Linked DNA regions of Homo sapiens: regions 2 and 3 are each linked to region 1. The links are chromatin loops, found by intact Hi-C in ENCODE. Cell type or tissue: CD14-positive monocyte. All regions are shown on one strand.

The links. A loop is a pair of places that touch in the nucleus more often than their neighbours do. Peaks named below come from ENCODE experiments on the same cell type or tissue, not always from the same donor. Only the 100,000 strongest peaks of a DNase experiment are listed, where the experiment ranks them.
Region 2: a loop joins it to region 1, with 3 times the contacts of the local background. A loop is called at or near these places in 3 of 110 quality-filtered maps.
Region 3: it touches region 1 in a loop (2.8-fold over the local background); 7 of 110 quality-filtered maps call a loop at or near these places.

Annotation. Positions count from the first base shown.
Region 1 is chr1:56,424,415-56,426,914 of GRCh38, forward strand. All of the region lies in intron 1 of LOC124904185 (a long non-coding RNA gene), which reads right to left. Among named protein-coding and RNA genes, the nearest start is that of LINC01767, 11 kb to the left of the region's middle. In CD14-positive monocyte, no CTCF peak of the experiment used is centred here; DNase peaks (open chromatin) are centred at 537 and 997; H3K4me3 peaks cover 1,681 bases; H3K27ac peaks cover 1,983 bases.
Region 2 is chr1:56,524,687-56,527,186 of GRCh38, forward strand. All of the region lies in intron 2 of PLPP3 (phospholipid phosphatase 3), which reads right to left. Among named protein-coding and RNA genes, the nearest start is that of PLPP3, 54 kb to the right of the region's middle. RefSeq lists an enhancer at 1,045-1,324. In CD14-positive monocyte, no CTCF peak of the experiment used is centred here; DNase peaks (open chromatin) are centred at 1,015 and 2,275; H3K27ac peaks cover 661 bases; H3K27me3 peaks cover 977 bases.
Region 3 is chr1:56,472,019-56,474,518 of GRCh38, forward strand. All of the region lies in intron 1 of LOC124904185 (a long non-coding RNA gene), which reads right to left. Among named protein-coding and RNA genes, the nearest start is that of LINC01767, 58 kb to the left of the region's middle. In CD14-positive monocyte, no CTCF peak of the experiment used is centred here; a DNase peak (open chromatin) is centred at 1,043; H3K4me3 peaks cover 821 bases.

The DNA of each region.
Region 1 (2,500 bases):
GTCTCTGTGAGCACCTGACCACAGAGCCTAGCACTGGGCCAAGCAGTCTCTTTGCCCCCACCCATCTCATCTGGATTGTATGCATTCAGCAAACATGCCCATGTATTGGGCATGAACCCCCCAACTCTACCCTCCTCCTAAGGGCTCAGTGGCCTTAGAAGTGTTCCGTTTGTCCCACATGCTGTCCTGGAGTCCAAGCCCTAAATTCAAGTCTCTTCTGCAATGATTAATTCTGTGATCTTGCTTGACATCTCTGCACCACTTTCCTCCCATCCATCTGTGAAACACGAGAGAGGGGCTTCCAGGTGGGCATGGAACAGGATGCTTTCACCTACATCATTTTAAGGAGATTGCTATTCTAGCAGAAAAAAATGACAAGGAAGTGACTATATCATCAAGACGAGTCTTTGAAGCTTACTGCAAAATCTTCATGTCCTTTGGCGGTGAATGTTTCCTCTCAAATGTATGTAAATTTGCTATGCTATGCACAATGTGCTAACTCAGTCAGTGTGGATGCCCTTTCCTTCCCTTTTTTTGCAACTGCTTCAGAGAACCCCACCCACTTTTGTATGCCTCACTGCCTGGGACAAGGCAGCTTTACCCTGTGCCCCATTTAAGCCCTGAATCTCAATGCATCTTCAGGGAAACCTTCAGAGTGACTGCTGCCATTCACTTTTCAAAGACCCCAAAATGGGGCTCCAAGCCTCAGTCCAATCAGCGTAACTAAGGGAAGGAGCTGGAACAACAAGGATTGTGGGAGATTAACCAGCTCTCCCACTGAGAGGCCAGGCAACCTATGTTACTAAATCCTTCTACCGGATTAAGCCAGAGCCCACAGATCACCCACAGGCTTGAACAGATGTGACACAACGGGGCACTTTCTGGGCCTTGGTCCAAGGAAAGAGCTAAAAGTAGATGGTGCATGGGCACAAGGCACTTGTCACTCTCTCCCTTGTAGAGGCAGTGGGCCGTCTCAGAAAGAACATGAGTCAAAAGACCTGGTTAGCCCAGCTTGGCCATGTGCCAGCTGTTTGACCTTGAGTGAGTCACTTCACTGCTCTGGGCCTCTGTTCCTTCAATGGAAAAATGGAGCTCATCATATGGATTTCACAGTCATGAAGGATTCTGAAATAATCAATCCAAATTTTATTTCTTCAAAGACCATCAAAATGAAACATGAATGGGATTGTCTCTGGCAGGATAAAGGCCTGGCTTTAAGGATGAAACATGTCTGTGGCTTCCCTAACTCCTCCCCTCCTTCCTCAGTGCTCCTCGGTGCCTTTCACATGCTTCCCCCATAACACTCTGCTTCAGGAGTTCCTCTCCTATAATTCGGCTTCTCGGAAACAGGGATTCTGCAACATTTATCTCTGCTTTCCCACACCTGGCCACACATGGGTTCCTAAATATGTATATCCAACTAAATGCACTTTGTAAATGATGCAACCCTCTGATGATTATCTACAGTCTAGGAGGGGAAATGGAACATATCCATAGATATTAACATATCTGTCAATATTAGCATATCAATGAGCATATCTATCAAAATATTCCATTTTCCCTCCTAGACTGTAGATACTTTGAGAGCAGGGGTCAGACCTACTTTATCCATGTATCTACCACAGCGCCAAACTAGACACACAGGTAATGTTCAGTCAGTATATGTGGAAAGCAAGGAGAAAGATGGGTATGTGAAAAGCAAGGAGAAAGATCTGAAGGGGAGAGAAAGAAATAGAAACTCCCCCTCCCCAACAGCAGCAGCTAACCCAGCCAGTTCACCTACCCACTCAGCCACTGGGCAGACCCATACTCTCACTCCTCTTCCTGAGACCAGAATTGAGATTGTTTTTAGTCTTCCTGGCCCAAAACTACAAAATCCACAAGGGCCAGCTATAATTTTTCTTTCCACCAAGATTTTCCTGTATGATGTCTAAAGACTCAACAGTCACCCAAAGGTTCTGATTGCAACGGATCGTCAGGGTTACAGATCCCCTGTAGAATTTCTCTACTAAGATGGGTGAGAAGAAATCATCTTCCATTTGTTTGCCCTAGACACAATGCTGTTTTCAACCCGTTTCTTTGCCCATGTTGTCTCCTTTTGTCTAAGATGCCTTTTTGCAACCTCCAAACCATATCGTCACACTCTACAATTCCTCCCACCATCATGCTGACGGCAGCCAATTTGCCCAGCAGACTCATACTTACCCTTCAAGATGCAACTGAAATGGAACCTCACTAGCATAGGAGGTGGTCTGCACAGGGGGCATACAGAACAGTTGCTAGGAGCCCTGACATTAGAGTTAAATCTCAACACTAGCCCATACAAGTTCTAAGACCTTGGGAAAGTCACTGCCCATTTCTGAGTCTCAGTTTGCCCATCTGTAAAATGGACAGGATAGCAAGCACCTTCTTCATAGGGTTGTTATTAGGAGTAAATTGGAGAAATGAATGTAAAGGGCTTGGCAGAGTACTTGGCACATAGAAAGCTGTGAATAAATGG
Region 2 (2,500 bases), 100 kb after region 1:
ATATACAGACACAAATATGCACAGAAGAAAAGATCAAAGCGCTAATATAGTTGGGTGTTTTAAGCCCCTTTGTAACAACAAAAATATACAACCAAATATATTTATATGTATATATGTGTATGTGTGTGTGTGTGTGTGTGTGTGTGTATCTTTTTTTTTAAGGGAGAGACAAGAACTTAACTATAGAAAAGAAATACTAAATGAAGAATCAACGACAAGGTAAAGGGTAGCTATGATGTCACAGGGTCTGAGCAAATCTCGAGATTCTGAGATTTGGGGTAAAGGATCACCAACAATGACCTGACTCTAGTAAGGGCCTCAGCCTTGTGCTGACATTGGCCATGGTGAGAGTTTCTGTAAGAAGAGCTGGACACACCATGGTTAAGTCCTGGGGAATTCAGACTCTGCCACCAATCTGGTATCCTTCAGCAATAATCTACATCCTCCAAGCTTTGGCCTTCTGCTCCATAAAAGGAGGCTGCTCACCTTTGCAGTTGTTGGTTCAAATAGGATAACATGAATGGGAAATGACCTGGATCACAGAAAGTGATGCTTTTACTTTTTAGAAGCAGAGTGTGATGAATAGAATACCAGTCTAACAACTAAGAAACTTGTAGTACGATGCCCTTCAGTGTTTGTGAATTTCCTCCAGTCAGCCTGTGCTGTCTTCTCTGAGCCTGACGATCCTTCTCAAATCTTTCTTGATTTTCATACTGTATCTATGATATGATGCTTAGAGGAGATTTATCACTACTGAAAATAATCCACCAATTACTGATTACCTATTATATACCAGACATTGCTTTTATATTCTTTATGTCACGAAATCCTGATGCTCAAGATAGATATAGTGACATCATTTACATTAAGGATGGGGGACAGCTGATGTTCTGTAAGGTAAATGCCTATGATGTGCACAACCACACACCCTGCTGCCTTTGTCTTAACTCCACAGCCCAGCCATGGCCACTTCCTGCTTGTAACCACAGCCCAGAGACAGTGATGGTCAACTCATCACTCACCACAAAAGTCCCTTCACACTTCCTCCCAGGGCAGGATGATGAGTTACACTTGCCCTTTCAGAGGGAAGAGAGCATGTGCACAGCCACAAGGGAAGCAATAGTCTGGCATATCCGGACACTCCTTTGCAAAGGCTCCCAATATTCTTTTACAGTGGAGGAAAGCATCAAGGCATGAGGTCTGATCAAGGTCCTCAAGGGCTCCAAAGTCTGGGGGAGGACGACCACGTAGGAAGGAAACACCAGCTGGGCCCAGGGACAAACAGGTGCAGCAGTGAGAACAGCTATTATCACTGCCAACATTGACACAGTGACTCTGTGTTCATAAATGCTTTATATATAAGAGCTACATTTTGTTTTCCCAGAACATATTGAGTACAATTCTGTATTAGAGGAACATAGGCAAAGGCCACTCTAGCCAGCATCTTGGCATAGCCGTTTCCTGAGAGAGCAAAACTAGTATGGGACCCTGCATAGATGCTCAAAGACTATCAGTTGAAGGAACAAATGAAGGAAAGGGAGCAGGACGGTAGTCCTCAGAGTTGCCTTATTACAAAATTGGAAGTATCCCCTCAACATTACCAAGAATGCTTTGATAACACGTTGCAGAGATTAAACTCCAGGAAGCATGGCAAGTCATTAATGAAAGGGACCATTATATTTAGAAGAAACTTAGGTCCAAATTAGCTCCCATCTAAAGATTAAACCCAGGTGCACTGACTCCCTGCCCAGCATTCTTTCCTACCATTCATGATCTAATTCCCCTTTTGAACCTGTTTATACATTTACCCTATGTAACCTCACAGGCAAACAAGTTCCAGATGTTTATTACCACAATCATGTTCTCTTAATCTTTTTTATTCTTCCTTATTTATAAGTCATATGAGATTTTTTATGCAGGAGGAAGAGCACTGAACTAGGAGTCAAGTAGCCGAGGTTCAAGTCCCTACTTGTTTAGTGAATTTGGGATAAATTGGTTTCTGCATTTGCAAAACGAGGGTGCTAGACTCTGATTTATGACTTCATAACTGCAATGACATTTATTCTCAACTTTCCTGGGCTACGTCCACCATCCACCACTAGCCTGCCAACCAAGCACAGGTAATAAGCAATGGCAGAGGAAAGTTACTTGCTCAGAGATGACACCAGAAGCAGGGAGCAGAACCAAGGCCCCAGATAAAATCCCTGACCTCAGATTGCTCTCTGGTTCCCTGAACCAGACACTGCTACAGATTAAGGAACTGTTTCTAAGCAGGTGTGGCCTGAGGATCAGTCAACACGATTTCCTGTTTGATGCTGAGAAAGAACATGTGAGTTTCCAATGCAAATTAGCATCTCTTTTATGAATTTACTGATTAATCTCAGATGAGTCACCTTTCTGCTCCAGTTACTTTAGGGAGACGGGGTTTGATTACAATTCAGGGATTCTTTTCAGCTCTAATGTCCCATCTCTAAAACTTCCATTTTTAGTGTCACAGTCT
Region 3 (2,500 bases), 48 kb after region 1:
ATTTGCCCCCTTTATCTGTTCTCTTCTTTTACATAGTGATAGAATTTTTAGTTGGTCGCAAGACTTTGCAGCTAAAGAGATTTCTTGCAGCTAGGTGTAGCCATATGACCAAATTATAGGATGTGAAAAGAAGTGATTTGGGCAACTTCTGTCCCTGAAAGAAAACAGTAGGCTCTCCCCCTTTCCTCCTTCCTGCTGGATGGAATGCAGACTTGATGGCAGGAGCTGGAGCTGCAGTCTTGGATCACAAGGTGGAAGTCAAGTGTTGAGCACTACAGAGCAACATGAGGGAAAGAGCAGGGGTCTTGATGATTGTGGAGCCATCGTTCTAGCTCTGGATCACCTACCTCGACTTTTTATTTGAGAGAGAAATAAATTCCTATCTTGTTTATGCCATTGTCTCCTAACAAATTCATTCCTTTTAAAGAAAAAAAAAACTCTCTAATTTCCCAATTTGGGAAACACACCACATGGAAAGTTAAATGCTAATACTCCAGATGTTTTCGTGGTGCTGCTAGAGCCATAAACACAAATTCAAACAGGACTGCTGAAACCTCATGTCTATAAATGGAAATCGAGGGGAAGGGTCCTTAAATAATTCCGATTGTTTTATATTGAATGAGAAGAGGTTTGGATAATCATTTCAATGTAAACACAAATTTATACAAATTACCGCAGAACTTTTAAATTGCCCTCACCCCTACCCTGAGCCTGGAGGCCCAAGGAACTCAATTAGAGAGAGAAAAAAAACGATCTAATCCATTTGTTTTATAAGAAATTTCTCAGTGACTCCAGGGCAATATCTGGTGGAGACAGAAGTCCTGAGAGCAGGAGGCAGGACAAGGTGGAGGCAGAAGAAGGAGAACCTTGGGTCCCCATCCTCGCTTCAACCACAGCACCACTGCTTTAATCTAGTTTATAAACTAGGGTTTTATAGGAGAGTTCAAAAGGCTCTGTTGTTAAAGTTCAAATATGTGCAACCTCCTGGTTAACAGAGGAAGGAGCTAGAGTCCAGAAAGGGGAAGTGGTTTGCCCAAAGTTTCACAGTAAGGGGGAGGCCAAGTTCCCCATGCCTAGAAACCAGCCTTTCACCTGAATCAGACCTACCGATCAAGCCAGACCCAGTGCCTAACCTGGAAACAACCCGACAAGGCTTCTTGAAGTCCCTCAACCCACTTTTACCCCATAGAGAGAGCTTCTCTTTTGCTCATAATTTTTCAGTGACTGTCTTGTCTCCATCTGTATTTCACTCAGAAGAGAAAGAGCCTTTAACCACTACAGGTACCATACCCTGAGGATGTGCTGGTAGATTCCTAAACAGGCCAGGGAAGTCAGGGGCCAGCCAGCCATCTCAGCTGACCCAGACAGTTCCTGCAGCATCACGACCAAAAGTGTCTTCTTCCCAGAAGGAAGGGTCAGGTAGGTGCCTGGTGTCAAGAACAGGCTTCCAAATTCTTAGGCATTAGTGTTGGTCACACAGATTAAAGTTAAAAGTGATTATTCATAAGAATAATCCAGATGTTCCCAGTTCTCAGAGGGCTTTTACACGCATTATCTCATTTGGGGACTCACACAATGTTACAAGGAACACTGGGCAGAAATTAATATGCCCTTCTATAGGTGGAGGCCCATCAGGATCTCACCAGAATGTGAGACTTTCAAGGGCACAAGATTTTGTCTATTTTGTTCACTGCTATTTCCCTAGTGTTTACAACACTCAACTTGGAATGATGTTCAATATCTATTTATTTAACGAATGAGTAATAAACAGCCCTTGCCAATCTTCCTAATCTCATCTCTCTTCACTTTTCCCATATGCCACTGACTGTGATCACACTGAACCGCATCCAGGTGCCCAAGTGTGAGAAACTCCTCCCCAAGCCTGAAGTTTCTGCATGAGTTTTTTTCCTCAGCCTGAAGTGGGCTCCTCCAACTTAGCCTCTATTGGACCTTTATGTCTCAATCTTGACATTCTGGGCTACAGATGCCTCACCAGGCAAGAGCAACCAGCCTAGGGGACAACTAAGGGTGAAAAATCTCCACTTGTGCTCTGCTTGCCAAGCTGGGCATCCTGCCATGGAGCTATAGTCACCCACAAAAAGGGGTGCCTTTTTCAAATTTTCACAAAGGCTCCAACAGAGTTAACTGTGGTCCTGTTGACAAGTTCCTCTGGGGGTTTTTGTTCACAGCCCAAAATAGTTTGGAGTCCACTCACAATCTCTGGACTTGTCTGTTTCCCTCTCAAGGCGGTGAGTTCTTCCACGGCAGGGGCTGTCTGGTTAGAAGTTCTCAGGCATCAGTACCATGCCAGGCCCACAGGAGGGGTTCAAGAAATGTTTATTGAATGACAGAGTAAATGAATGAATGATGAGTGAAGCGTAGAGAGGTGAACTGACTTTTCCAGAGTCAAACGGCCAGTAAGCGGCACAGCTGGCTTGAGTCCCCTAAACCTCCTGAAATCTAGTCTAGAGCTTTCTTCCATAGTGGAAATCTTCCTTCC